Linked DNA regions of Mus musculus: region 2 is linked to region 1. The links are chromatin loops, found by intact Hi-C in ENCODE. Cell type or tissue: gastrocnemius. All regions are shown on one strand. Links, peaks and the distances in the headings refer to the core of each region. The heading gives the core; the rest is flanking DNA.

Region 1 (15,719 bases), core at 3,692-11,691:
ATTGTTTTTAATAGCTGAGTAATACTCCATTGTGTAAATGTACCTCATTTTCTGTATCCATTCTTCTGTTGAGGGACATCTGGGTTCTTTCCAGCTTCTGGCTATTATAAATAAGGCTGCTATGAACATAGTGGAGCATGTGTTCTTATTACCAGTTGGAATTTCTTCTGGGTATATGCCCAGGAGAGGTGTTGCTGGATCTTCCGGTAGTATTATGTCCAATTTTCTGAGGAACCTCCAGACTGACTTCCAGAGTGGTTGTACAAGCTTGCAACCAGTACCCCCAGAGCTCATATCTCTGGCTGCATGTGTAGCAGATGTCCTAGTCAGCCATCACTGGGAAGAGAGGCCACTTGGTATTGCAAACTTAATATGCCCCAATACAGGGGAATGCCAGGGCCAAGAAGCGGGAGTGGGTGGGTAGGGGAGCAGGGTGAAGGGAGGGTATAGGGAACTTTCAGGATAGCATTTGAAATGTATATAAAGAAAATATCTAATAAAAAATAAATAAATTTTAAAAAAGAGAGAGTACTTCTTCCTTCCATGGTTCTATGAATAAGTAAGCTGACTCTAAAGATATTTATGCCCACATGTAGACTCTAGAGAAAGCAGAGCTCATATAGAAGGAAATCTTCCAATATGTTTACATGAGCTGTTATTTATATATATGGTCTAACTCCTTATAACTAACCCAATGGGAGAAATATTTTGATTTGTACATGGCTGTTCCTCTGAGGATACAATGTGGGGTCTGACTCTGCTTTTCCCAGTCAGTTATGAATCCCTAGGCACCCCTCCAGTTACTGATCTTTGGAGCAAAGAACTTGACCCACTGTAAATGTTCCAGGCCAAATTCCATCTTTGGATGAACTTGATGCTTGAACCCAATAGGGGAAGAAAAAAAAGCACCAATTCAAGCACACAGAAAGCAAAGCACTAAGCAAGAGCTGTGTGAACTGGGGTTAGCAGAGAGGAAGGGAGTTTTAAAGGGAACTTTCAACTTTTCCACAGCAGGAGGCTCATGCAAAGTGTATATCTTCTTGGGTAGGATTCTACGCCTTTGCTCTGGGAAAGCAGGTATAGTCTTGAGGTTTCACATAGCAACTAGGAGCTTGGAGCAGGACTGTAATCCAGGAGGGAAGTCATCAGCTCCTTTTAACTGTTCCACATCAACTTACAGAAAGCCTAGTGATGGTTAACCAAATCTCCCTTCACGACAATGCCTGAGGCTTGTACTTCATTCACTGGAGTTGGTTGCCTTCCTTTTGTGTTCTGAGCATCCCTAATTATAGGGAGATCTTCAGAAAGTTGGGAGGAAAAATGTGTTCAGAAGGATGAGAATGACACAAAGCATCCCTCAAGAGCAAACTGTGTTGGCCAGAGGGACCTAATGCCTAGGACATACAGTCAGGTAGGCTAGCCTCCTCACACTAAAAATAGTGGCTCAGTGACTCAGAGTTCTGCCTCTGGGGAGCAAGAGATAGGTATTATGACCTGAATATCAGAGTATGATGAATGACCTTGCAGAAGATTCTGCACATGTCAACATGAAAGTGTATGCACAAGGCAGGACATTCAAACTTCCAGTGCTCTTACTCTGCACCCAGCAGTGCCAACCACTGTCAGCCCAAGAAGTGGTCTGGGGGATCTCCTCTGCACATCACAGTTTGTGTCCATCTTGTCTCCCTTGTTGGAAAGCCTGTTTGAGCCAGACCTCAACATCTCACAAGCCTGGTGCTGTTGCCTTGTACTTCAAAGACAAAGAAACTAGAGTTAAAGGTAGTTGAGCTCCATTTTACTCACCAGGAATAGCAATCAATCACGTGGTACAATGGTCCCTCTTATCAACTTGGTCGGATTTAGAATTACCATGGAAACTGACTTCTGAGTAGCCAGACAGGAGATTCCTAGATGAGGTTCACTGATGTGGAAAGACCTATGGTAACTCTGGGTAGTACCTTCCCCTGGGCTGGCTCCCAGACTGGATGAAAAGGAGAAAGACAACTGAGTACCAGCATTTGTCCGCTCCCAGATGCCTAACTTAAGATGTCATTCGACTATCTGCCAAGATGACTTCCCCAGCAGATGGACCAGATCCTCAGCCTGTGAACCCACAGAAACTCTTCTTTCCTTAAACTGCGTATCAGGTGTCTTGTCACAGTGACAGGAAAGTAGCACCTGTCAGGGTTAGAAGTCCTTCCCAGCAGGTCCAGACTAAGTGCCACCCCATGACACCCACTGCCATGTTCTTTCTTCATCCTTACGTAAATGCTCAAACAATAACAATTTCCACTGCAGCCACAAAGAAGCTGAGGGAGCAGGAGAAGATGATGATGTGCGGGACCCTTTGCTGACCCACACGATGTGAAGTGCTCTCAAGAACCCTTCAACTCAGCCACAATCTGACTGCCATGCTGTCTTCCTCCTAAAGGACAGAGATAGCTAACATGTACCCCAGATTCCATCTCAGGAGAGGGCTTTCAGGAATCTCATTGGAGCCACATGAGAACTTAGAGAGCTTGTGGTGTTGACCTTTGAAATTCCCTGAATTGGGAGTGTGAGATAGCTCCTCAGAGTAATTAGCTGCACTGGTTTCCTCTGCTTACAAAGCTTCAAGAGCTTGGCCCTGGGAAGCCATGGAAAGTATGAGGCAAGAAACTGAATCTCTCCTGCTCAAGAGTCAGCAGTCAGCAGGCCCAAGTGCTCTTTAGTGCTGGCTGCCCTCTGTCTGTCTGGGGTCATGTCAGGAAGTGTCATGTGCTGATCTAGCCATTACCTCACCTCTCTGGGCGATTCATGACCCTTGTGAGGAGCCTGAACTGGTAGACAGACTCCAGCTGAGACTACCTGCCTCAAGATCAAGCAGCTGGGACCTAAGCCAGCTCTGCCAGCCATGGCACAAACCAGGAAACGCACCATCCTGAAGGGAGATGGGAGCTCAGCCTAGTGGCCTGAGTCATTTCTTGGAATGTGTGCCTGCAGGAGGCACCTCTCTCCCTTCTGGGGCACACTCACTGATTACTATAGAACCATTGACCTCATTGTCTTTTAAATAATGTGCTGTTTCTATGGCTCCTTAAATCTGTCACATACAACTGTCGCTCCATGAATCAGAAAGCAGCTAACACAAGCTCTGTCAGTGCTAATACGAACCTGGCAGTCCACAGCATACTCCAGAAAGGACCTCAGCCTACCCTGCGTTTACAGGTGGGATCTCAATCACAGAGTGAGCCTGAGAGGTTGCAAGACAGTGCCTGCATCTAGCCAGGCTGGGAGCCTTCTCAGAAAGACCCTGCTCATATGAGTTACTGAAAGTGCCAGGGCTTGGGAAATTCACAGCTGATGAGCGAATGCTATTTCTTCATCCTGCGAGCAAACCTCACTGATTTTTGATTTAAACGTAACCTAAAGCATCCTTCCTTTTTTCATCAACAACCAGCAGAACTCGAGGCAGCATTCATTCCATGCAGGCCTTCAGACACTTCATTGGAGTAATGAGAAAGATACATGGTACAGTTTTTTGTTTTGTTTTTTTTTTTTTGGTTTTTTTGTTTTTTAACAGTCTCACATAGCCCACGTTGGCCTTGAATTCACTATACAGCTAAGGATAACCTTGAAAGCCTGGACTTCCTGCCTCAGCCTATCGAGTACTGGAATTAAGGGTGTGTATTTCCTCCCTATACTGAGAAGCTGAGACTGAACCCCAGGGTCTCATGTATGCTAGGCCCTGGTCCTCCTTCCTGCCTATTCTCAACAGGCAGCCCAGACAGAAGAAATGTCGATGCAATGGCCGTGCTGTGGTAGTGTGCGAGGAAGGAATAGAAAGGGCTAGAGAGAATGTAGAGCAACAGGAGACCTACCTGCCCACAACATGCCAAAACTTTTGCATTTGGCTAGGGAGCAAGCCAGCCTCCGGGACAGTGTTCAGGCTCATGTGACAGATGCTGAGGGCAATAAAGAATTGTGCATCAATGAGAAGGATCACCAGAAACCAAACATGGGCAGCTTAGGAGAGGCTAGTCCAAAATCTGCACCCACTGGGCTCTCCAAGATTCTGATCCAGGTGAACTGGCCCTAAATTTGCTAGAGGTGGGGGCCTGGGCATCTGGAGGAACATAGCTGGTCCTAGCTGTAAGTGCTGGTACCGACTGCCTTTCCAAGCATGCCTGGCTCTGTGAGATGGTCACCACAGGAGAGGACAGACTGATATGCACCCCAGGGTGGTGGAGGCCTGGGTTCTGTGAGCAGCATGAAGGAGTGGGAGTACTAAGGAGAGGCAAGAAGAACCAGTAAAGACCCCATGAGTGGCTAGGGCTGCTTCCTGGTACCTTCCTTCCTCTAGGCTCTCAGGTCAGAGTTGCAATGGAGGTTAAGCAAGGAAGACAGTGGGAGAGGGGCAGGAAAAGGTGGCAATTCTTGCTTTGAGATACTACAAAATTATTTACTTGTATTTTACTGTAACTTTACTGTTTGCTTAAAATAGCTGGCACAAGACACACTTAAAATTCATCAAATTATACCATGTTCTAATAGAATATATAACAATTGAAATCAAATAGAGAAAGAAATCACATCTTAGCAGCATAACATTGTAAACACAGTAAGAAAAGTTTGAAATATGTTCTGTCTGTTAAAGAAACAGAAAAGAAATCAGGAACTGGCACAAAAGGAAAACCCATATATATTACCACTTTCTAATGCTCCTTTCTCATAGCGCCACTGACAAGGAAGCCCTGGCCACCTGCCCTCAGCTGACTGGGGTCCACACATACCCTTTTGGAAAATGTGATAAAATGACTTTGCTGCCCCATAATTACATGGAACAGGATGGGATGGGTGGCTTTCTGGTTGATCTTAACGAGGAACACCTAATAAAAGGACATTTTAAAAACTCCTAAATTCATGGAATTACTATCTTCTCCTTCTCTTTCCTTATTTTTGGAGTGTCAAGAGATTAAGTTGCTGTCCCTCTCTGGCCACTAATGTAATTCTTTCATCTGCTAGCCACCTCTGTGGTCTCACACACACACACACACACACACACACACACGGCTCTATAGATAAGGACCTATCACAGAAGTCATATCTTCAAGAAGCTTACTGGCCAGAGAGGGGAGGCAGGCAATTCTTGTGAATGTTAATTGAGGGCATCCTGACCACCTGAAGCTGCACAAGGCAGAGTTTTCAGTGTCTCTGCCTAATTCCATTAGAATTTACATGGGAGGGGAAGAGCAGAGCAGGTAGGAGGGAGAGGCGCAAGGAGGCTTGCAGACCAATATAAGACACACTACACTGAAGGATTGCCCTTCTCAGTCTTCCTCAAGCAGGGTCTTCTCAGAGACTTTCATGTGGGAGGAAACAGAGAGCCTTCTGTCATATGGAGACCCCTCCCTTCCTGAAGCCCACCATTGCATCTCTGTGTCGACTTCTCCCATTTTGCTTTTGTGAAGAACACACACACTGTTCTGTGGCTCAAGAAGCATAAGCAATAATGCCGAAGGCTGAGAAAAATCAGATGTGAGCAGTTGTGATCTACACAGTGCAAGCTGTCCAGCCTCTCTTCCTCAGGGTGAGGGTAGGATCTGACATCTATCTACACTACACAGATGCTACTGTTAGGGCCCCAAGAAGAAACCCCACAGCTATTTAGGACAGACAGCAACCAGCAAGAACAAGGAAGGGCCAAGCAAGCTCTGGAAAAGGCTGGAAGTCTTCACTGAAATTCTCTTCCCATTATAGCTGTATGCCATGGTTTGCGGAGCCCAGAACTCCCTCCTGGACACTATACACATTTGTGTGTTTCTCGAATTTACTGTTCAAGTTATGAAAGCATCTGTTAAGAAGTCTGGAGAGATGACTCAGTCAGTAAGGGGTTTGCAGCCAAGCATAGTGACCTGAGTTTGACCTTCTAAAAACTGACTTTGCAGAAGCAAAACCAGAATCCCCCAAAAGTTGTCCTCCGAACTCCACACCCGTGCTACAGCAAGCACGCGCCTACCTCCTCTACAAATAAACAAATGTAAACACACACACACACATATATGTATGTATTGATGTTACTGGGACAAGGTGACTCAACTCATCGATATCAGGCGGACTCTCTAAGGGGAAGACTGCAGAGGGGCAGCATTTCATGGAAGAGGATATTTTCGAAAGCTGTGGTGTGTGAGATGAGGCAGGTGAGGAATAGTTGCAGGAAGTTCTGTCTTCCCTCTTCCAGAAGGGTTTGCATCAGATCAAAAGTCTATGAACAGAAAAGAAAAACAAATCTTTCCCTTTTTGGCATCCTGTAAGGCCAACATTAAAGAACTTTCTAAATTGATGAATTAGGTTTCTAGAATACACGGCTGGGTGTTATCCTAGGCAATAGTTCAATGGCGAGCAAAGCTTACATTTGGTGTGCTGTGGGCAGTGCCCAGCAGGGAGCCTGAGATGACAGAGGCTAATATCAGTTAATCCTGATTGTCAACAGGACACACATCTCTAGGTGTCTATAAGCGTGTTTCCAAAGAGGTTTAACTGAGGTGAGAAATGGGGTTCTGAACTGAGTAGAAGAAGAAGCCACACCACAGTGCCAGGTCTCATGTCCCTGCCGTCATGCCTTCTCTTTCATGCTGGACTAAGGTCATGGGCTAAAGTAAACCTTTCCTTCCTTGCGATGCGCATTCCAGGTCCTTTGTCGCAGCATTCAGGAGAGCAGCTGATGTAGAAGGACACAGGCAGCTGTGCCGCTCCTCCTTTTCCCGTTGAAAGTCATCTGCCTTCACACCTTTCATGGCCTCTCTCCTGCTTCTAACCTGAGAAACCATTTTCTGTTGCCGCAGATATTGTGAGGTCCAACACAGAGAGAAGTTCGGGATTGTTAGGCTTCGATTCTAGCTCTCACACCGCCCTCTGTCAAGCTCATGCAGGCTGAGAACAGAATTCACTTCCTCAGGGCTGGGCCCTAGGAGCCAGTTTTCCAGCCTGTGTCTGTCTGGCTGCAGCTGGGAACCAAACTTAGGTCCTACCTAGCATTTCCTATCATTTCAAACTCACTTGTAGGGTTTTGCTACAGAGACTGCTATAACAAGGCTACTTACTTCATCAAAACTCAAGTAGGATCTTTTGTCCAATCTGCTAAGAGAGAGTCTTAAAAATCATGCAGCCATCCCAGGACAGGCCTTCTGTGACCATCCCCACAGTTAGTTATCTGCAAGCCAGTCACAGGTAGGATAGGATTCTACCCACTCTCAAGGGGAGTGGACTATGTAGGGTATGGACACATGGGACCACCTGAGGTCTGGCCTCCATCTGCACCTTCAGCATTATGTCTGGGTGGCTGCCTCCTGCATCCTCCCTCTGAAGTTAACTCTTTAACTCCACCCCAGAAAAACAGTCCAGGTCTAAAGGGACATTGTTAGCACCAAGTCTAAATTCAATAAAAGCATCATTTTAGAATACAAAGACCTGCAGATCCCCTGGGGCTCCCATCACTGTGGAGCCTGCACCTCATTCTGAATGCAGGCTTGCTGTTTTTCTTCCTGTTCCTTCTATCCCACGGCATCTATATTTATAGCAACTCCTCTTTGGGGCAAACAATTTCACCATGATTTCTGGCTTCTTGTTTTTCTTCCTTGAGTGAGTGTATGACCAAACTGCACCCTCCCCAGGGGCTGTTCCTACCTGTGGTCCTTGAATTATTGTGTGACTGGCCAGCTCCTCCTACTTTGGCTCTGTGCACTCAGAATTTTTCCACAAAAACAATTTCTCTTGTGAGACCTTGGTGTTTTTTTTTTTTTTTTTTTTGCCTTCCTGTGGTTTGCCTGCCTCTAGGGAAATTATCAGCTGTGAGTTGAATCTTGCAGTCTGCACTGTGCCCTAACTCTGAGGGATGCTTTTCTTATAGTCAACTGGAAAGGTACCAGGCTTAGAAAAATACCATCAAAGACAACTTAAGCCCCACGGAGCTGCCAGTGCAGTTTAATGAATGCTGTGTCCCTGGGGCTGGGGAGTCTTTACAGCTCCCACACACACCAAGCAGGGATTTAATCCCCTGCTTCACCTCGCTTTATACATGGTCTAGAGTGTTTGCCAAGAGCGTTTAAAGCCCCAGTCAGAGTTTCTAGTCGTCAACACCAAGTGAGAACTCTACCCCATTACTTGATGGCAAGGTCCACTCAGATTAGCCCTTTGTGCTACAAAGGGACCAATTAGAAAACTATTTTTCTTTTTCTAAAGAAATTAGTCAAGGCTCAAAATAACCAGGAGGTTTATTTTTCTCAGCGTGTAGCAGCAGGAAGAATCAAAGGCTCCTTGGGTTCCTATGGCTCGCTCCCCATTTACACAAACAGGTTTGACGAAACTCAGTTTCTAAAAAAAAACATTTAGTTAAGATCAGAAAATCCCAACTGTTTCAAGTTGAAATTTCCATGTCTGAACCAAGTGTTTTTTATATCCTGTTGGCTCAGCCTAACCACGGCCTGTTTGGAAGCTTCGCAGGGAGGAGGCTTGTTGACTGTACAGGCCACTAGGGGACCTTTATGGGAAATGACTTTATGGCTCTGTAGGACACTCATCAGTAATCGTGAGTGCAGAGTAACCCATATACACAGGAGAACACCTGGCCTCCTGTTAGGACGAAACACACAGGGAAGGATGGATTTCCTCTCTGTGAGCAAAAATCACACAGCCTACAAATATGGCTTTACTAGACACATGCACACAGTAACACATATTCCATGCTTGTGATAATTTTATAAATATGTAGGTAACATATTTTACGATAGGAGTATACATAATTTTACAACCAGTGTTTATCGTGTAATCTTTATGCACACATGTATTTCACCTTGAAAGTAATACTTGTGCAAGGATAATAGAAATCCTGGTGGCCTGTGGTTCTGTCTCCTCTCCACCAGGTCAGCTATTCTCAGATGATGGTTGTGATTTCTGCTTTCAGAACCTGTGGTTCTGCTTCCTCAGACACTGGCTGTCTTACTGGTTTTTTGTTTGTTTGTTTGTTTGTTTGTTTGTTAGTTTTGCTTTTGGTTTTTCTTCCTCTCCCCCACTCCCCGTTTTCTTCCCCATCCCTTTCTCATCCTCACTTCAGCCCTGATCTCAGCCCATACTTTTTAGTTTGTTTGTTCGTTCGTTTGTTTTTAAGTTTGTTTCTCATTATGGATGGTTGTGAGCCACCATGTGGTTGCTGGGATTTGAACTCAGGACCTCTGGAAGAATAGTCCGTGCTCTTAACCACCGAGCCATCTCACCAGCCCTGTTTTCTTTTCTGCTATTAGCTTTGTACTATAATCTAGGAGGACATTTCTATTGTTTTGCCCAACCCAAGAAAAGTCCTAAGGCATTTTCTTAATTTCTTCTGTTCTCAGGTTGTACCCTAATGTGTTGAGGCATGTCTATCTTTGGCTAATTCACTAGGCACTCTGTGGGATCTTGGTCTTTAAGGATAGCCTCCAGGCACCTCTAGGAATTCTCCTGTGCTTTGCCTTTCAAATAAGTTTCTGCCCTTTGGTATCCTTGTCCTCTCTAGATTTCTCTTTAATAAAGTCCCAGCTGTCCTGGGATTAGATTACTCTTTCTCCACCACACCTCTGTCTGACTCTGACCCTCTCCTCTCTCCTCTCCTCTCCTCTCCTCTCCTCTCCTCTCCTCTCCTCTCCTCTCCTCTCCTCTCCTCTCCTCTCTCCTCTCCTCTCCTCTCCTCTCCTCTCCTCTCCTCTCCTCTCCTCTCCTCTCCTCTCCTCTCCTCTCCTCTCCTCTCCTCTCCTCCCCTCCCCTCCCCTCCCCTCCCCTCCCCTCCCCTCCCCTCCCCTCCCCTCCCCTCCCCTCCCTTCTCCCTCCCCTCCCCTCCCCTCCCTTCTCCCTCCCCTCCCCTCCCCTCCCCCTTCCTCCCTCTCTCTCCCTCCTTCCCTCTCTCTTCCCCTGCTCCCTGCCTCCCCCTTCTCTTCTCCTGACTTAACTTGGTTTTGTAAGCTGAGAAGTTCCCTAAGTTCAGCTCATGTTATGTCTTCCACGCACACATGTGTAACATTAAAACTCCAGCCTCTTATTTTCAGGTTTCAGAGTATCCTTTTTGCTTGTCAATGTGCTTTTCAAATGTTTGTTTCCTTTTTCTGCTGAATCCTTGCTTACATAGTCTTGAGTATTTCTGAACATACTGAATTAGTTCTCTCTGGTAAGTTCTCTTCTGTTCCCTGATCACCTTTTGTCTTCCATAGTATGTGTTTGTCTTTCTTGTTGTAGGCTTTCCTCAGATATCTGTGATTTTTTATTTTGATCTCTTCAAATGTCAGTATGAGCAATAAGACTCAGTGATCCTCTGTGGTTCTGTAAGATAAGTCAATGGTAGGCTTTCTCCGAGGGGAAGAAATAATACAAGTGAAAGTTTACTGCTTGGGTATATCCTTGAATAAGTTGTATAAAGGAGTATTATGAATATCTTCATCCTCTAGAAATGAGTCAAAATAGGCTCTGTGATGAGAATTTAAGGGAAATTCCCAGGTCACCACAGCTGATCCCAGCTCTCTGGCCACCTGCTGAGTCTGAGTGTGAGCTGAAAATAACTCTGCCATCATTTAATGGTGTATTCAGCCTCGCTGGCCGGCTGCGAGCTGCTGAAGAGCTTGCAAGCATCTACCATAGCTTCCTATGGAACACTCTGCCAGGGACTTAAGGGTCATGTTGCTGACGTTTGTTGTAAATTTTGGATCTGGTTAGCATTGGTTAGTATAATTTGCTTATTATTTCTTGCCTTTACTACTTGAACTCAAGTCAGGTAATGGGAGGACAACCCCCACCCCTGAAAATTTTGCTCAGCTAATGCGTTTTGCAATCACTGGGTTTGGAAACTTCTTTTAATAGCCTTCACTAATTGCTTCATTTGGAAGACGTCAGTATCTACCATGCCCTTGTGATGAAAGAGAAAGCACCGATCCGATCCGCAGTGCCAGGGGTAGGAATCTCAGCCTGGACGGCAAGGACTAGGGTCAGCTCATAAAGCAAGCATGGACCGACCGCATACTGTAAATAAGCACAGAACAGTTCTCAGAGCCAGAGTTCAGTGGACTCCTGCTCGGGGCATGGTTTGCTAGTTAGGTCTTGCAGAAATATGAGGCTCTGGCTGGGTAACTGATTCATTTATTCCAAAAGCTGTCTTTGCCTGAGTCTCTGCAGAGCAGAGTCAGGCTGAATAACACTTAAGAGTGCATGCCTGTGATCAACCCTGACCTTAACATTTTTGCTTTTGTTTCTATAGGATAATTATCCGTCCCCTCTATAAACCTTCATTTTCTTATCGGTGAAGAAGGAAGATAGTGCTATTTACCACACTGACTAAAGTGTGGTACTAAAGGAATAAATTTTACTTTCTTTCTCCTTTTCTTCTTCCTTTCTTAATTTCTTTCTTTCTCTCTTTCTTCCTTCCTTCCTTCCTTCCTTCCTTCCTTCTTTCTCTCTTCTCTTCTTTCTTTCTCTCTCTCTTTTTCTTCCTTTCTTTCCTTTCTTCTTCCTTCTCTCTCTTTTTTCTTTCTCTCTTTCTTTCTTCCTTTCTTTCTTTCTTCCTTTCTTTCTTTCTTTCTTTCTTTCTTTCTTTCTTTCTTTCTTTCTTTTTTTGAAGACAAGGCCTCACTGGCCTTGAACTCACTTTGCAGCTCTGACTGGCTACAGTCTCATACTCTGCCTGTATATCTCAGTATGCACCACCATGCCCAGAATCAGGACTGAGTTTTAAATGCACTGGTGGCACCCTCAACACATAATAGTCTTAGTGCATGTCTCTTGCCATCCCTCTAGAAGCCATGCCTGTCCAGTTTTTCCTATAAGGAACTAAGAAGACCCCACCGGCCTGGCCCAGGAAGTCTGGATCCTAGCTTTGAAAACCTTGCATTTACCAATGAGTATGTGACTCATGAAGGAAGGGACCTTGGAAAAGAAGGACAAATTTGGTTCAACTGAGAGAAGAGGGCAGTGGATTAAAGCTGTTCCTTTCCTGTGGAGCTCCACAGCAGTGTTCCTCTTAGCATCTCTCTGCCATTCTTCAGGTCCCAGTTCTGGCGCCAAAATGTTGCGGCCGCCAGCAGCTCGCAACATGAACGGTTCGACTGAGAAGGCTACTCGAGCTGTAAGAGAGGAATCTAGACTGGGCGAAAGAAGAAACGGAGCTAAGACAAATTCATTCTGATCAAAGCTCAAATTTTATTGTTGGGACACTAGTTATGAAGGAAGGGGGAGGGGACCAGATTCCCGCCGAATAATCTCGGGTCCAGTAGAAAGGTGCACGTGTGTGGCTCCTCAGGTTCCAGCAGTGGGCGTGGCAGAACGAATGAGCAGGAAGCTCCACCCCGAGCAAGCAGGTTTCAGGCTGGGGGAGGGGAGACTACAAGTGCCAGCCTGAGACATCGGGAAACTGACAGCATCTGGGGTTCTAACTTACCAACAGGTACAGTGAGCATATCTCGTTCAGGTCATTTGGAATTCGCCATGGTTTTCTCTCTTTCCAGCCTTCCTTTGTAGGTTGTGGACTTTTCTCAGGATCGAGTTGGAGGAAGGAACACATGGACTGTGGGGCACTTACCTTTCTCTGCCTTTAAGAGCCAGATGAACTTTTTTTAAAGAGACAGTGAAGTGTCCAGAGAAGTGAGTTGGATATGGTTCAAAACAGTCTCTTTCTTTTGTTTTCTGAACTTAAAAGAAACCGTAACAAATGCAACTGCTGGAATTCCCAGGCCATAGCAAAAGTGGGGGTGGATGAATTGCTTTCCAGAATGTCTGGGAAGAATTTTTCATGGTACAAAGCTAAGGACATTTTTTACACTTCCTAAGAGGCTTCAGAGGTAATTTAGAGAAGTCTTGGGCATCATATCTGAAACACTTATTGGCAAAAAAAAAAAAAGGTGTGTGTGTGTGTGTGTGTTGTATTTTGAAAGTTGGCCTACTGACTGTTCAGAATGGGTGTGTCCACATAGTTCAGAAGTTCCCAAACTCCAGCACTAGGGAAGTTCACTGAATGGAGCTGATGAGGCTGGGCATTTCTTCCTCATTTTCCAAGTTGAACACACCTTTACTTACTGAATTTTGAAAAATCTGCAAAGCCTACTGCTGCAGGTTCCTTTGTTGAACTCAGGAGAACAGGTGAATGACTTTGTAAAAATCCCAGCTTTTGTAGTATGTTTAGTACATGAAAGACCTACTGGAAAGCCAGTTTTAATGGAACGCATTCTGTGGAAGGAACGTGCAAATGGTTCACATGGTCAAAGAGGAAGCTCTGAGGAGAAAAGGGTTGTTCTCTCCGTCTGCCGGCATTTCATCCTTCACTGAGGTCCTGCTTCCAGATAACACCCAGCCTCACTTCTCACCTGAAGGACACATAGTTCAGTGAGGTAGTATAGCACACAGTGGTCAGGTCAGAAGCTCCTCTTTTTACACTGCAGGCTCCCTGGCCAGCTCACCACTCCTTGAACCTAACAGTCTTCTTTTGTCTCACTATTTTGTTCAAAAGAATGGTGTGTCTTGAGTCTGTTGGTTAATGCCTAATATATAGTAAATATTTAAAAATATGAGCATCCTATATATCATTTGGTCCTTGTGGCATGATCTCTGGGCAGAAACAATTAGGGATATTTAATTACTGCCTAGCTAACCTCTGTTTTGTTAAAATCTAAAATGTCATTGTCTCTTTGCCCTTTGCTATGAATAACAGCTATTAGCATTTTGTCTAAGTTCCACCCCACAGTTACCTGGCAATAGCCAGGTGTGCCTGACTCACTATAAAAGGGACTGCTTGCCCCCTCCTCCCACTCTTGTTTTCTTGTTCTCTTGCCTTCTTGCTCCTTCTCTGTCCCTTTGCCCCTTCTCCATTCCCTTCCCCCCTCTCATGGCTGGCCACTACTTCTCTACTCTCTCTCTCTGGCTTTCTCTGCCTCTACTACCCTCCTAACTCCCCTCCCTGTGCCCTGAATAAACTCTATTCTGTACTATACCGTTGTGTGGCTGGTCCCTCAGGGGGAAGGGATGCCTTGGCATGGGCCTGCTGAGACATCCCCTTCCCCCATACCTGATTGCACCCCTGTCACAATCCTTGCCACCCAGCGGAGACAAGAATGACACAGACACCAAGGTGGGTTCACGCAGCAGTTTCTTTACTTGTGGCTTTTTCTCTTACAGCTCTCTTCCCCAGCAGCTTCTTCTTCCTCCGTCCTTCTTGCAGCAGTCCTTCCTCTACTTGTGCCAACTGACCTCATCTCACTCCACACCACCTCATCCAATCAGAATCACACTCACTCCAGGCACAAGCTCAGGTCGGTCACAGGTAGGCTGACAGGTCCGGATCACGAGGAACAGTCCAGCCTAGCAGGCAGCCCACGCATGCAGCCTCACTGCGCATGCTCGGGCAAGGCAGTAAACATGTGGGGTTCACGGGGCCTAGCAATGGGCCAGAGTGCCATCTTGGCCCATGCAGCTGCACCCACTTCCCGCATCTCCCCCTTTTTGTTTTATTAGTAGCTCTGGGATCAGCATCTGTCTTAGGTTGCCCCCATCCGTGCCACATCCTTACCTGTCATGGGAGTGGCGAACTCACTTTCACCATCCTGTCTTAGGTTGGTATGCGCATGTGAGGGCCTTACCTGTCATTGATTACTGATCCAGCATGTTGAGCCAACAATGGGGGGGGGGGTGTTCCTGCTTCCAAGGCCACCATAGCCTGCACTAAGGCTCATTTATCAGCCCTGTGCCTCCTTCGCATACATGCCATCCACCAAAGCATTCCTCCACACACAACAGTCAGCAAGAGTGCCCAAAAGGCCATCTCTCCCCAATTTTTTAAGAATCCCACAGTTCCCTGGATGATCTCCAGCCATTGCTTTGCAGTTGCAATCTCCACATGGGTGTTGTTCACGGCAACAATCGATGCTCGCAATTCCTTCATCTTTGTGTCGAGATCATGACTCCAATGTCCTAGCAGCATCGCACCAATTGCATGCGACAGATTTGCAGCTCTGGAAAAATTCTAATACTGAACAGAGGTTACACACACTCCTGCCATATGAGTAATGCAGGAAGCAAATACTAACTTCTCCAAAATATTCATCTGTTTCTGCAACCAATCCACTCTTTGGTTAACCACAAGGATACCAGCTTTAAAATTTGTATTCCAGTGAAGCCAAAGCCCTGATTTAGCACAGTTATTAATCTGCTCATAAAGCTGTATAGGATAACCTGTTTGATTATTGGCAAAATTCCCTTGCCCCATTAACATGTCTATATTCCAGGCTGCATTGGGGAGTCCAGTGGCAGCATTAGCCTCAGCCTGCTCAACGGCATGCTCAATATAAGCAGCCTTCCATGTTAAATAACCTCCTTCCAAAAGAACGGCCTTGCAGAGGTTCTGCCAATCAAAAGGCATCATACAGTACTGCTGTAGGGACTCAACCTGAGTTACGGTAAAGGCAGCCTGGACCTCATAAGTCAACTGACTCTTTCAGTCTTTGTACAACCTTCCAATCCAGGGGTTCATGATACCGTTGCCCCTGTTGGTCCTGAAATACTAGGAAGGACCCCACAACGGTGGGCACATTTTTCCAGACCTTTGCATGAAGACTATGCTTTCCCCTTTTGTCTCCCTCATCTTTATAGGGGGGAGGAGAAGGCTAATGGAGGGGCTGATGGTTCAGGCAGCCTACCGCGCCTCAAACTCCAGTGGGACATCGACTACAGATGTCACT
Region 2 (15,719 bases), core at 5,125-13,124, 96 kb after region 1:
ATAAAACCTTACATAAGAAAATATCTCCAGGGAACCAATATTTATATGATTGGTGTTACTTAAATATGAGCAAAAGCAAATAGATATAAATTCCTTAAGATGAGGCTTTTATATAAATAGAAGTCAAAATGAATTTACAGACCAAATACAGAGGAGATAAATATGCAAATCTGCAAATGAAACACAACTCAAAATCTAAACTGAAGCCTAAGGAAATGGTCAGCTCTAACTTTTTATTGTCTTGGTTTTTTCATTGGTTTTCATTTTATTGGATTTCTTACCAGTGCTAATGCTCAATTTATAACATGAATATGATGCTGAGGGCCTCACTATCCTGCCCCTTCTTTTGTTTTCAACAGCATATTGGTATGTATAGGCAGATATGGAAATCACCATGCAGCTCAAGCTAACCTCGAACTCATGATAATCATCTTGCCTGAACTTCCCAAGAGCTGCAGTAAGGTGTGAGCCTCTGTGGAGAGCTGGCAGTACAGGTGTGCACACATCTGTTTGTCCGTTTTCCTTGCCTTTCCATGTAAGCTCTCAGGGCTTCCACACCTCAAGCTATAAAACAAACGCAAAACAGAGGTAGTTAAACAGCAGAGTGATAGCCTTGCTAATAATCTCAACAAGAAGGAGTCAGTTTCATCACCTGAAAAAAAAAGTACTAGAAGACAGCAGGTTATGCCACAAGGCTCAGCTCAGAATTCTAAGGTAAGAGGATGGGCTGCAAATTCAGATTAACTGTCAATTCTAGATGTATTAAGACAGTCATGGAACCAGGCCTGGAAGTTGCATATCTATAATCTCAGCTACTCAAGAGGTTGAGGGAGGATTCCAAGTTCAAGCCTGTCTGGGCAACAAGATCCTTTCTGAAAACCAGAGGCCAAAATGAAGGCTAAAGACACTGCCTGGTGGTAGAGCACTTGCCTAGTATCTTCAAGGTCCAAGGTTCAAATGCCAACACCACTAAATAAATAAATATAAATGTTATTTATTTGTTTATTTACATATTTAATTTTAATTATAAATTTTATATAGTTTTAATCTTATATAATTATATACAATTTATAAATCAATAAAGTTATACATTTACTTAAATTTTATTCATTTGTTTATTTATGTATTTATTTTATAGAGATAAGATGACACGTGTGTGAAGGTCAGAGAACTTTAAGAATCAGTGCTCTCCTTCTTCCATGTGGGTTCTGGTGGTTGAACTTGGGTCATCAGGCTTGGTGTCAAAGTCCTTTAGCATCAAGCATCTCCCACCCACAAAAGCAAAAGCAGAACAGAGATGGTGGAGACAGCACAGGCAGATGTGGCGTGGGGCCTGGCTTTGGTTCGTCTACCTCGGCTGCACAGCCGCTTGGGTTTTCTTTTTGACTTCCTCTTCTACTAACTGCCAGAGATCTGACTCGGGAAATGTGTGTGAATCCTCAACACATTGTGTTCTTGTGACGTGTGATGGGAAAGGCTCAGCAGCTCTTGGATGTGGAAGGTGGGTGGACAGTCTCCAACACCCGACTGACTGATGGGGTAAGGAAAGAAGTCTGGACAGAAGAGAGGACAAGACGTCTGGGAGTGCCCAAGCAGTGAATGTCAGAACCGGAGGCAGCAAGCCGAGGGATCTCATAACGTCCCCTCCCCAGAACTGGGCTCATCTATGTACGCCGCAGTGCCTGGCTGCTTACTATGTTCTCAGTACTAGAACTCAGGTCCTTGTGCCTGCGTGACAAACCCTTTACCCACTGAACCATCACTCCAACCACAAGCTTTTTAGTTTTCATATAAAGAAACACATTTGCTTTCTGCTCTAATGGTTCTCTTAGGAATCCTGAAGTTCTCAGGAGAATCAAAGCACAGATGTGAGACAGCAAGTTATACTTTCATTCAGGAGAGAAAAACTTGACAGCCAAGAGAAAAGGAAGCTGCTCTGGATTCCTGTCTCCTGCAGCTGGGAAGTTTTGCAAAGGTCCCCAGGGAGGAACAGGGCCACCAAAGGCTGAGCAAGAGTGACTCGGGAACATTCTGAGTCAAGCAGGGACTGGGGACCAGAATGCAAGATAAGGCATGGAATTAGCGGAGGCCATTTCCCTTGCTTCTCAGGGACCTCCTAAAACACATAGTCCAGGAGGTCCCTAGGGAGGGCAAACTGCCAACGGTGGAGGACGTGGCTCACACCTAGGATGGTGCCTTTCTCCTTGGATACAGGGAAACATTCTAACTGGCAGGAGGTATCAGGAGCATGAGAAGAAGAAAGTAAAAGACTTTCAGTCCCAGTGAGAGTGGCCAGGCAGAGAAGGTGTCTATGTGGAGGGGTTCCCTGAGAGGCACTAAAGCCATGGCAGCCTTGGATGGGACAGATGGAGCCACTATAAATTAAGTATTAAAAGTCAACGTGACGAACAGCCCATTCACAGTGTCAATAAAATTGATACTACCAATCAAATCAGCACCAGCTGCAAACCAATTTAACAAGAGAGAAAGATGGTCAGCAGCCAACTAAACTAGGAGATCTTATCGATAATACAGAACTAGTGACTAATATACCACATTATTAATGGGATTATATATTTATCTTTACCATAATCATCCTCACAAAATGGATGCAAACCCAATGAGAATCAAATGTTTAACAAATTCGCAAAATAAGTTTGAGTTTCTTATGGGGAAAAACATGTCAGAACAGAAAGGAAGAAAAGTGGAGATGGGGGAAGGGGGAAAGGGAAGGACAGGACAGGAAGAGGAAATGGATGAGAAAGGAAGGGGACCAGAGGGAAGGGATGGGGAGGGGAAAGAAGAAGGGGAGGGGGAAGGGAGGGGGAAAAGGAGAAGTAGAGGGGGGGAGAGAAGGGGAAGGGGGGAGGAGCAGGATTACTGCCTTATCAGATACCACATAAAATCATTACAAAAAAATATTCTGGTATTGGCTCAGATGAGTGGACTAGAGTAAAACATTCAGAAAAGCCCTGGTATACATAGGAATGGATTACAGGGCAACGGGAACACCCATCCAGGAGGGACAGGCACACCCATCCAGGAGAGACAGGCACACCCATCCAGGAGGGAAGCAGACCTTAACTGCTGCTGCTGACCTCGCTGAGGATTTACCTAGAAGAAACAGACTCCTAGGATTCACTGCTCACAGAATATAATTCCAAATGGAACAAAGGGTTAATTAAGAAATTATACAGTACAAAGAAATATAGGAAACTCTATTATATTAGAGGGAAATGATTTTTTTACATAAGTTAGAGATATAAAACCAATAGTAAAACACCAACATACTTAACTATGTTAAATGTATTTATTATTCTCTGTGTGTGTATGCTCTGTCTCTGTCTCTGTCTTCTCTCTCTCTCTCTCTCTCTCTCTCTCTCTCTCTGTGTGTGTGTGTGTGTGTGTGTGTGTGTGTGTGTCCCATAGCCTTGGGCAGGGTTGATACTAATGTCTCATTCAGGGCAGAACCTGCAATCAAAGTCACTTATTCAATCAACTCTGACCGCTAGGAGCTCTACATTAACTGCTGCCCACGACAGCTTCCATTTTTATGGAACTGGTAATCCTTGCCTCACATGTGTGCATGCATGTTCATATGAATAAGTAACCTGGACGGTGTCCGCTTAGATTGAGATATGAAGGACATGGTGGGGCATGAATCATATGGTGTGTTTTTGTACCATTTCACTACTCAGTATGTTTATATGGTACAGCTTCACTCAAACACAATAAAGAAGATAATCTTTGACACGTGCAATTGCTACTGTCACCACCAATAAATTAAGAATTAAAATAAAAAGTAGGCATGGTGGCTCATCCCTGCCATGCCAGCACTTTGGTGGTAGAAACAGGGTGACAGCAAGGGCAGCGGAGGCAGGAGCTAACCCCTGTCTCCAAACAAGTAATGGAAAAAAATAAAAATGACAGTGTTTTCAAAGAAAATGTCACCTCACAGGCTGACCATGTCTGAGCTTATAAAGCCAGGTACCCTGTTCTCTTAGAAGAGTTAGGAAGTGACTTGGAAGAGGAAGTCGGGGGACTGGTGGGCCATGTCTCATTCCTGTGTGAGGTGCCTCAATTCTCCCTCTAGGAAACCCTTCCAGGAACACAGGCTTTCTGATGAAGTTTCTCCTCTGGGTGTCCAGTCCTCTTCTCGGGACCTCTGGGCTCTGAGGCCACCCCCTTCCTAGATGGTCTAGTTGAGGCCATGTGCACACATACTCGGGGACACATACCCTGCCAGTGGCTGTCTTTACATGTAGATTGCATAATAGTCTTTATTCAATGATGGCTCAGGCAAACAAAATGAGGGTTGTGTCGATATAGTTTAGCCAAACTCTGCCACCCATGAGCTAGCCAAGTGTCTGGGGAATTTGGTCAGGATGGACTTGGGCCGTTTGTCCTAGGCTATAGCCAACCCTTTCTCAGCCTACATTTGCATAGAATAAGTTGTAAATGAGGAACACACTATTGGAACATGTTTTGAGTTATTTACATTCGTTCAACTCTAACAGCAAAGCAGAGCCTCGGGGCCACAGATGCAGGAACAGTATCTTCTAGAGAATAGAGAAGCATCTTGATTTCATTACTGCTCCCGAGCCGTCCAGATGCGCAGCTAACTGTTGGAGCTGAGGGAGACCTAGTCTACATTAAGAGTTGTAGTTGAGCATATGCGGCTGCTGTCTGCGTGTAAAACTCAGTTTGGAGGTGCTTTGTCCTCTCTTGTGCTCTAACAAAGACGCACATCCTGATAGACACCCTCTGTATGATGTCAGAAGCCCACGACTCTCTGAGGACATAGTTGTGTAAGTCTGTCTCCTCTTCTATTCTGGCCAAATTAAGAAGAACAAGTCTCTTTTTAAAAGAATTCTCTCACTCTCCATCTCAGCCCCACTTCCTGTGTATGTGCAAGGTGCATGTATGGTCATGTATGTGAATGTGTATGAGTACATGCTAAGGCACACATGTGGAAGATGCTGGTGCTGGTCCTCTTCATCCACCCTATTTGAGGCAGGGTCACTTGTTCTTGGAGCACACACCAGACTTACTGGTCTTTCAGCTTATGGGAATTCTCCTTCTCTGCCCATCACCTCATTGTAGGCACACTACCGTGCCCAGCTTCTCCTGGGTTCTGAAGATCTGAACTCAGGTCCTCACACTTGCCCACTGTGCCATCTCCCCAGCCCAGGATGCGCCTCTTGCTTCATCCTCATCTCAAAACTTCAGCTGAATGAGGAATTCTTGACCATGAGTGAATCTATACGATTCTTTTACAGATGATTACATTTGAGAATCATTTTTGAATTCAAGGACCTGTATGGTACAACTTTCTCAGAGACAGCAGATGATCAATGACAAAATCCTGAGTTATTTGAGGGACAGAGGGATGGATGAACGGACTTCTGAGTATCCACCTGCCCATGAAATCCTGCTGGGTCTTAGCTTGCCATTTCTGGAACTAATCATATGGTCAAAAGCATGTTGCATAGGATATACACAGGGCCAACCTCACAAATGGACACTCCTGAAAAGAGAACCCATCTCCACAGAAGTCAGGCTGCTTTCCAATGGCAGGCCTCCCAGGGGATGCAGATGAAAGGGCACATTCAACTTTATGTTTTATAAAACATGGGGTAACAGATACCCTGAGAAAATGAGAAAAGCAAAGCTGGGTGAGCTAAGAGAGGTGGAAAGTTAAGGCTTTCACTGGGAAGCCTGTTGGGCTTCAGTCTACCTTCCCGGCTACACACTGATTCCCACAACCTGGATTCCCAACCCACCATGTTGCCACAGACTTTGTAATAATCATGAAGTATGGCATTCAGAGGGCACTTACCTGAAAAACCAGCAGAAATCTTTATCAGATGCCCAAACTGTGCACCGGTGATAGCATCAGAAGGTCAGAAGAGAGGTCTAGCCTGATGGTGTTGATCTTGGGGGTCATGAGAATCTTGGAAATGGGAACTAGAAGACTATACAGAAAGAATAAGAGACAAGGATAAGAGACAAGCTCCTACCACAGGAGGAGCTGTTAGAGGAGGGGAGTCTGGGAGGTAGCTGGCACATGAATGCTCAGATACCTAGGATGTCCAGCCACAGGGTAGTGACCAGCCCACCTAAAAGGGAAGGCCAACAGCTGGTGATGAATGCTTTCTGAGTGATCTTGGGCAAGCTATTTCATGTCTGTGTGCCTCAATTTCCTTGTATCTAAAATGGTAACCACAATACTGCCTATCTCAGCATTGTTATGAGAATTTTTAAAATAAAATTATAGAAATAAGACCAATGACTCATTACCTCAGTGACTAAACACCATAGAGTAGACAAGGCAAAGGTGACAGGGTGTCCACCAGAGTTGGTGCAGTGTGCATTTGATTGGCAGGTCACACCATGTGGTCTGGACTCACAGAGAAGCTGGCTTTGGAAACTGAGCTGAGGTCCCCATCTCCACTTTGGACCCAGGCCTGTTTGTCTCAAAGTGTCCTCCATGGTCTGAGACAGGCTGCCCCTTAACTCTGTGACAGGGAGGGAAGAGGTCACCCCACGAATAAAAACAGTGTGTCTTTTAGAACAGCTTGGTCAACCATTTCCAACAGAGGTAACCATCATTTATCCCATGGTATAAAGGTGCCTACAGTGGGGAGGAGAAGACAGGAACTCAGCCTCAGCAAGCTAGGTAAGAGCATGAAGAGACAGCTCAACAGAGAATACCAGATGCCTGCCTTGACTTCCCAGTTGGTTTCTGTTGGACATGTCTACGTCCCCAGTGTGACAATCTCACCTTTCTGATGTTATTTTTTTTTCTCTTAACTTAAAAGCCTCTGTGGAGGTGACACTGAGGTAACGCTGTGCTCTGCCAGTCTATTGGCAACTCCAGCCAGTATGACTGACTCAGTGTGGCTGCCTCAATCAATTTCTGCTAGATGTTTTAAATGTTCCTCTGTCTCTCTCCCTCCCTCGCTCCCTCCCTCTCTTCCTCTCCCTCTTCCCCCATCTCTCTCTCTTTCTCTCTCTCTCTCTCTCTCTCTCTCTCTCTCTCTCTCTCTGTGTGTGTGTGTGTGTGTGTGTTTAATCTTTTACTTTGGCTTGCTGTATACTTAACAAATTCACTCATTTAACGCCCCCCCCCCACATATGAATACCCCCCCCACATATGAATACGGTAGAACTTTCTCTGGGTTACACAGAACAACAGAGCATCTGAGGAGTGGGGACATCTGCAGGGCTGGGAATAGAAGCCAGATTTGTTAAATCTAGAGAGGGAGGTAAGGAATAAAAACTTTAGCCAGCTTTGTTTCTGTCACATGAGTACTGATTCTAATATAGGATCCTGTTAGTTTTAATGTTTCCCAGGTAGAACATAAGCGTTAACAGGACAGTGGCTATGTCTGCCCTGAATCCCAGTGTGTAGAGCATGTAAGCACACAGAGAAATTCAGCAAGGGTTTGTTGAATGACTGCAAAGAAGGTCATAGATGTGGTGGTGGGACAGACACTAGGATGATTTGTTGTGGCAACCCCTTTACTCCACAGACCTATAAAGTTCATGTGGAATTGCAGTGCCACGGTGATGGTCACAGCTGAGCCCTCAAGATTGGCTTAACCTCAGAACCCTGGGAATATGTTGGTTATTGGAGTAGGAGACTGTGAAAGGGAGCCGAATCTCACCCTCCAGCTCTTACACCAGCCACTTATCCTCCACCTTCTGCCATGGTATAGGCCCCTCGTGGACACCACTGCTACGCTTCTGGAATTCCCAGGCTCCAGCATTATCTTCTTTATAAATCACTCAGCCTGAAGTAGACTGTTACAAATGAGCTAAGTCCTGTTTAGTTTTAACTGTCAACTTGAAATCTAGATTCACCTGGAAAGAGAGTCTCATTGAGGGATTGTCTACACTAGGCTGGCCTGTGGGGAACTGTCTTGATTGCTAAATTGTTGTAGGAAGACACAGCCCACTGTGAGCAGTACCATTCCCTAGGCTGCCCTCAAGTGTATAAGAGTAAGGAAAGCTAGCAATTGACTAAGGAGGCAGGCAGGCAGATGGCTACATTCACTTCTTTAATCTTGACTGTGGCTAAACTGTGACCAGCTGTTTAGCCTCTTGCTGTGTGACTTCTCTACAAGCACGGCTATGAAATAGAATTGTAAGTCAAATAAACCCTTTCCCTCCTACTTTGTTCTTTGTGAGGGTATATTATTATAGCAACAGGCACAAAACTACAGCAGTTTGACAAAGTTCTGACTACAAAGTAATTTATGGTTTTGTTTTGATTTTTGTTTTAAACACAGATTTCCTAGGCCTCTTTCCTCCATACACTCTGAATGGACACCTGTGACTGCGCTCTAGCCTTTGCAGTAATGGTTTACAATTTCTAACCCATATGCTAGCTTGATATACCCCTGAATATAAAAAGAAGCCAGGCAGTGGTGGTGCATGCCTTTAATCCCAGCACTTGGGAGGGAGAGGCAGGTGGATTTCTGATTTCGAGGCCAGCCTGGTCTACAGAGTATGTTCCAGGACAACCAGGGCTATATAGAGAAACCCTGCCTCAAAAAAGAAAAAAACAAAACAAGACAAAACAAACAAACAAACAAACAAAACAAAAAAGAAAAAAGAAAAAATTCAAGCCTCTTCATAATTAGAGTCAGATACTTTTTTTTAAATATACTTGACTATTGGAATCTTAAATAAAATTCTACCTCAGAGGCACTGTAACAAGAGAGTCAAGGTAGAAGAAATGGGTTAGACCTCAAGAAGAAAATGACCAGCTAAGCAGTTTCCAGTTGACACCATGCCTTCTACTTGGCAGTAATAATCTACTGAGAGGTAGCCATGTCCCACACAGAAGGCTTGGGAGCCTAGACAACACAGGCCAGAAAGGCAAGGAAATGGACCATGCAACCAAGAATTATACTAAAATCTCTAAACAGCTACCAGGGAATTCTCATAAGTCTGGAACTTCTGTCTGGTTCTAAAAATATACAGAATGAACAGTGATATTTCTCAGGGAAACAAAAGAAAACATTTTCGTCATAGCTTATCATGAAGCCTGGCCATTGAAAATAGAACATATGAAATGGTATAAAAAGGCCCCATTTCATCAGGAATATATGTACAACTTATGGCCCTACTCAGAGCTGGCCTCCAGCACCATCTCCCAGAGCCAAAGGCACCCTGTAGTCCAAATAGCACAGACTTGGTCACCTTTCTCAAATGAGTAACATAAGCTAACTGTCTTAGTTGGGGTTTCTATTGCTGTGATAAAACACTGACCACAACAGCTTTAGTGGTAAGGGTTTATTTAATCTTAGGCTTATAAGTAACTGTCCTTCACTGGGGAAAATCAAGGCAAGAACTCAAGTAGGAACTCAGATGCAGAAACTGAAGCAGAAACCAAAAGAGGAATGATGCTTACTGGCTTGCTCTTCATGGGTTGCTCAGACTACCTTCTTGTACAACTTAGCACTACCTACCCAGGGTTGGTACCATTCACAGTGCCAGGCCCTCCAACATCCATCATTAGTCAAGAGAATGGCCTGACAGACTTTCCTACAGGCCAGTCCTCTTCCTGAATGACCTGAGCTTGTGTAATGTTGACAAAATCCAGTCAGCACACTGACCCATGTTCCCGGGCTTGCAATGAATGCTTAACCCAGTGCCTATTGAACAAATGAAGCTCCCAGCTCCTATGTAGCCTCTTGTGGGTGCTGCTCTGGCTTATCCAGGCAGAGTAAGCTAATTCCTTACCCCTTTCTCCACTGCTATACCTGGCTCCATATCAATGATGCAAAATATTAAATTCTGACGTGATAATTTGCATATATCATCTCTCAGAATATTACTTCTCAGGATAGAATTGTGTATTCAGAAAAATGCTGTGTAGGGAAGTTATTTATTTATAACTTCATTTCTGTGCAATAATTGAGCACAGATTCCCATTTTATAGATGAGAAAACTATTCCTCTGGTGTTCAGGTAAATTCCTCAAAGTTATATAATAAGCAAGCAGGAAACTACTTCTTAGGTCAATGTCATGATCTCTTCCAGTACAGTACAGTACAGTACAGTACAGTACAGTGCCTTTTGCTTGGTTTTGTTTCTTTGTTCAGAGGTCTGGACATTCAATAAAGGAATAAAAGTCAAATGATAAGTGCTTTGAGAGCAGGACCTCATCTATAACTGAGAGCAGAATCCACTTCTGAAGCTAGTTTTAAAGTCTGTACCCTCTAAGTGGTCCATGCATGTCTGAGCAAGATAGTTTAACATGTGTGCAAATGGATTCCATGTGCCACCTGCCATGGCAGCAAGACTGTAATTGCATCTACAAGAAGAGCAGCTCTGCACCAACCATATAAAAAGGAGAGCATCCTCCATGCTATGTGTGGTACCCACAGCCTAACCCAATGGGGAAGCCATTCTAGATGTGTACACAGGTGTCAGGCATCCAATTCTGGCAGGCCTGTGAGGATGTGATGCCACTAACAGTATCTGAATTCTGGTCCTCAAGAACTTTGGCCACTAAGCCATCTCCCCAGCCATGAGGTCCCTTGTGATGGTTAATCTTGCCAACTTCAATTCTGTAGAAGACAAACCTCTAAATATGTCTGGTGTGGGAGTTTCCAGGGAAGTTTAACTGAGAAGTCCCTCCTTGAAAGTGGGAGTCTGGAGTCTAGGCTGTGTAGAGAAAGCAAGCTTCGCACCTGAGTTCTCTCTGATCTCTGACTGTGGGTGCATCGTGTCCAGCCCAGTCATTCACACTACTGTGGCCTTACTTTCCCAGCATGCTTTTTCTGCCAGGATGAACCAAAATAAACCCTCCCTTCCTGAAGTTGCTTCTGCTGGGTTTTGTCAGTGCCATAGAAAAGGGAAAGTTTCCCCCACACTGACCTGGCACTGAGAGCTGGGTAAGCAATCTATGCGCAATTTTGGCCTAATCACAAAGGCTGAGTCTAGTTTACCGACCAACTGCAAAAATCAGGTTGTCTTAGGTGCCCCATCGTTGCTAGTTCATAAGATTTTACTTCTACCCATTATCTCCTTCTTTGATTGGAAGTGTTAAAGGGCCACTTTATGTCAAGTATGTCAAGTGGCATTAACTGGAGAGCTCAGTCCTTTAGAGCCTGGGTCAGGAGAGAGAATGGTCCCTGAGGGTGTGCTAGGCCTTGGGAAGAAGAAGACCCTGAGAAGCAGCTTGCCCAGCCTTCTCATGGAATGTGTGCATTTCACATTGCTAATATCATGACTCAGAGGGAAGGAATTGCAGGGTAAGAAGGTTTCCAACCTACCCAGTTTACATTGCCATCTTTTCTTTAAACTCTGCCAAATTGAAATGTAAACAGTGTCTTAACTTGCTGGAGCTTTTAGGGGAGAGGATGATCCACATGGAGCCTCTTGGTCTCTGGGTTTGTCCGTGTTTGTGGGTGCTACTTTTTCAAATAGCTGCTGTATTTGTCTGCAAGACAAATAAATGAAAGCAACAGGCATTGTGCCCACAGGCCTATGAGCATGGTCCCACAGGGTATGGCTTCCAGAGCCTTCTGGCAGTAACCTGTCTGAAAACAGCAGAGAGAACAGTAGAATTCTTGGGCCACAGTTCTTGATTTTTCCATTGGCTTTGCACATCTGGCTCTTCTCCCTGCCACCAATTCCCACCAATCATCCATCGGATAAGCAGTTCTCTTAGGATGCCAATGCCCCATTGAGGGAGGCTGGGAGTGTGTGAGTCAAGCTCACAAAATGGGTCTGCTCCATCTTTCCACATCCTTCTGTAGCCCCAGAAATGGGCTCCTGAAAATAGGCACAAGAGTGCACAAGCACTGTTTCTCAAGCAAAAGAAGACAGTAGCAGACATGGACACTGTGGAAAAGAGAACAAAGCCAACAGTGCCACAATGAGAAATCCCACCAAAGACATGAGATAGGAAAGTTGGGAGACGAGCAGGAGAAGCTGGGAAATGATACTGGCATTAATGCCAATACTGAGAACTAACAAAAGGCTTGTCCGTTCACAAAGAGCTTTAACACACATCAGGTCAGTGACTTAATCACAGCACCCAGGATGGGTGTCAGAAGGGCCTTTTCCTAACAATGGCACCTCAGGGAGATCAGTTCCCTTGCTAGACAACATCTGACTAAACCAGAACTTTGTGCTTCCTTCCCCAATCCAGGACTCAGAACAGGGGACAGGCTGCCTGGTGCAAACCTGCACTGGTGACTTAAAGCAGGCAGCTTTGCTGTTACTCAAGGGAGGGGACAACCTTGTGAGAAGGAGTTAGGATTCTCAACTGCAGGGAAGAAACAGGCTAGGCGTAGCTCAGCAAGTTGCTTCAGTCACGGGTCACGTAGCTAGAAGAAGCAGAGGTGGAATTTGATCTCCAGTCTGCCTGACGCCAAAGAGCAGAGCAAGACCAGCCCTGCAGTCCTGGCAGCAGCCTTTGTCTGCTGCCCTGCTCCTGTGAGGGATGGAAAATACCCTGTTTAAGCCAAGTGCCTTGCGTTGGAATTTCAGCAATACCACCTCCTAGCTTGGTGACCTTGTGCAAGTCACGTTACCTCTCTGATCCATAAAATGAAGAAGCCAGAATTAAATTCTAGATCAAATTTCAACTCTTGTACACACAGTGTTTGTGCTTATTTGAATCTTTGCATAGGAATGGAGTTTCAAAAGGGACAGGGAAGTACCACCCACAGACAGAGCAGAGCAACAGGCATGGAGGCCTGTGGGAAGCTGCCCTTTTGAAAAGCAGATGTTAACAGAAATTAATCGGATCCCCTGCACTGGATACCCACCCACCCCACCCCACCCCTGCCCTCAGTGGTGCTGCCCTGGACGGTAGACAGCTGCTGATTCCTAGTCAGACAATGTTTCCTAAAATAGGTGCTTAGCGTCAGAGTAAGGGTTCAGGCTTTGTCCCCAGAGAACACAGGATGACAGACCTGGCTGTGCACAGGACACCAGCTCTCTCCCCAGGAGCAACCACTTCTCCTGCCCCTTAGAGCCCCTGTTTATGTTCCCATCCCCATACCTACTTGTTTTCCACACAGATAACGTCTGAGCGTTATATTCTTTCACGATTACTGAATACACCAAGAACAATTAATTTCTTTAACAAAATCTCTGCTGAGCACCTCCTGTGTGTCAAGGAAATTTAGAATAGAAGGGAAGGTGTGTCTAAGGTCTCTCTAAGACCCTGAAGAGAGACTTGCTGTCTCCCTGCTCTGGGTCCTCTACTAAGGAATAAACAATCCTTGCCTATGTTTGCTTATTTTACATCTGGGACTGACCAACTTCCTGGCCTTTCTCTAGACATCAACATTTTCAATTTTCCTCAAATCTAAATTAAATTCTCTGGAAGACTGCATCATTGTCCTACCACATTTTAGGAAAGAAAATACTAGAGAATTCTCAAGTCACTGTTATTAATCACCTTCCTTCCCTAAGAAGTTACAGGTAATGTGCAGCAGCAGCCGCAGCAGCCGCAGCAGCAGCATACATGATGATGTCACACCTCTCTACATACCGAGTGACAGCAATCTTTCATTTGGGCAACTCTGTTCTTCTGGTTTTCCACTTCTTTGGATAAATCTAAAACAGCAAACTGGAAATCAGTGGTGGGGCTTTTTTTTTTCCAGAAAAAGCCTTCTAAAGTCAAAGTTGATACTGTACAGGGCATGAAGCTCAGAAGTGTGCTGGCAATTTCACAGCAGCAAGATGGCGTCACTGAGAGTGTGTCTTGTTCTGTATTCAACACTAAGCCTTCAGATCCGATTGAACGGAGACAAACTCAACACTGAGCCTTCAGAGCCAATCATATGCAGAGGGACATTAACAAAATAATCAGGATGGAACCAGGCCAGCTTCAACATGGAACATGAGTGGGTGGAGTACCAGAACCGATTCCACACTCTAGTGTGGACAGGAGGTCTCCCATAGGCCCAGTTCAGACCTCCCTGCACAGTCATCCTCTCATACAACTGACTGAGAGACTTACCCGTATCCCCACTGTCCTCACAGACATGTGCAACACTTTATTCTCTTCCTTAAGAGCCATTTAAATCACAAGCTCCACATCCAATTTCCTTAGTATTATCTGAATGGCTCCCTTCCTAGAGTAATCTAAACCGCTTACCACAGACAGCATCTTTGGGAGTAAACAATAGTAACATCCCTTCAAAGTGTCCTTTTATCAGTTAAAACATTTTGGAACAAAACTATACCTAGAGATAGTCCTGTCAGCCATCCTTTTGACCTACACTGAGCATACACAGATGTGTTCCTGTCAGCCATATTAACCTTTGAGACCTGGGCTCCATGACCTTGAGCTAAGCTTGCCCAAACATAAGTCTGCTATCTTCTATTCTTAAAGAGTCACTCTAACCTAAGCATGAACTAAGCATGCTCAAAAGTAAGTTTGCTTCTGGAGTGTTTTCCTGTGAGACCATGTATCACCTCCCCGAATGACATCATAGTTGTGGTGATTTGAATATGCTCAGCCCATGGGAAGTGACACTTTTAGGAGGTGTGCCCTTACTAGAAGAGGTGTAGCCTTGTTAGAGGAAATGTGTCACTGTGGAAGTAGGGCTTTGAGGTCTCATATATGCTCAAGTTAACCAGTGAGATCCAGAGCCCACTCCTGGCTGCCTGCAAAAGACAGCCTCCTCCTGACTGCCTCAGATCAAGGTGTAAAGCTCTCAGGTCCTTCTCCAGTACCACATCTGCTGGGATGCTACCATGCTTCCCATAATGATGATAATGGACTGAACCTCTGAAACTGTAAGCCAGCCCCAATTAAATGTTTTCTTTATAAGAGTTGCCATGGTCATGGTGTCTCTTCGCAGCATTGAAACCCTTAGGGTATTTGGTTTGTTCAAGGAGGTGCTTCTCTTGGGATAATTCCAGTGTTCTCCTCCCTTGCTCTAGGCAACATCTCTCTCCATTCTGTTATGTATGATAGTGCTTTTGCGGGTATTGCACTCACAAACAGGAGATCCAAACATGGTTAGTTACAGGCACCCAACATTTCAGTTCAGCTAAACACTTCATTGTCTCCTGACCCCCATGGCTCCAAGCCCAGTGCCATTGATCTCATTCCTCTTATAGTTCTCTATGTGAGGAACAGTCTCCTTCCATGTTGATGTTTACTTACATCTACACTCTGTCAACCCTTTGACTCCACCCCAGTGCAGCAGCTGATACAAACAGAAATTGAAATGATCCAAGCCTATTATGATATCTGATTCCTTGTTACCACTCTGTCCCCGTGGCATTTTTCATCCCACCCATGATATTGTAATATCTTTGAGTGGAAGTACAGCCATGATGGTGGACCAGAACAGAGGCTCTAATCTGTGAAATGGAGGCAGTAAGCTACAATAGATCTTTCCTCCTGGGATATCTGCAAAGACTTTCCCATACCTGTTACTTTCCCAAATTCTTCCAGTTAAACAGAAGCCAGCATTCCGCAGGAACTCATGAAGCTAGTTCCCTTATCACTGTCAGAAAGGACAGATGGCTGTCTGTGGTGCCTATTAGCATACTAAAGTGCATGCTGGCCTCCGGGCTCCTTCAGTATTACAGGTACCTGTTACACATTTCAGAATCCATGCTGGCATCCTTGCTCTTCTCATCCCATCTCCTACCCTAAACTTCTCCAGTTCATGGGATTCTCTCTCCCAACCTTCTCACTGTCCTTGTAAATCTGATATTTCAGCTATG

The links. Peaks named below come from ENCODE experiments on the same cell type or tissue, not always from the same donor. Only the 100,000 strongest peaks of a DNase experiment are listed, where the experiment ranks them.
Region 2: a loop joins it to region 1, with 1.8 times the contacts of the local background. A loop is called at or near these places in 2 of 42 quality-filtered maps.

Annotation. Positions count from the first base shown.
Region 1 is chr9:14,051,072-14,066,790 of GRCm38, forward strand. No RefSeq gene overlaps it. Among named protein-coding and RNA genes, the nearest start is that of 1700019J19Rik, 31 kb to the right of the region's middle. In gastrocnemius, for the core only: a CTCF peak has its summit at 8,507; no DNase peak of the experiment used is centred there; H3K4me3 peaks cover 628 bases; H3K27ac peaks cover 4,277 bases.
Region 2 is chr9:14,145,919-14,161,637 of GRCm38, forward strand. Gm39292 (a long non-coding RNA gene) reads right to left here and starts at 6,658. Exons shown (of 3, transcript XR_870548.1): 1 at 6,301-6,658; 2 at 5,840-5,975; 3 at 282-564. In gastrocnemius, for the core only: no CTCF peak of the experiment used is centred there; no DNase peak of the experiment used is centred there; H3K27ac peaks cover 1,317 bases.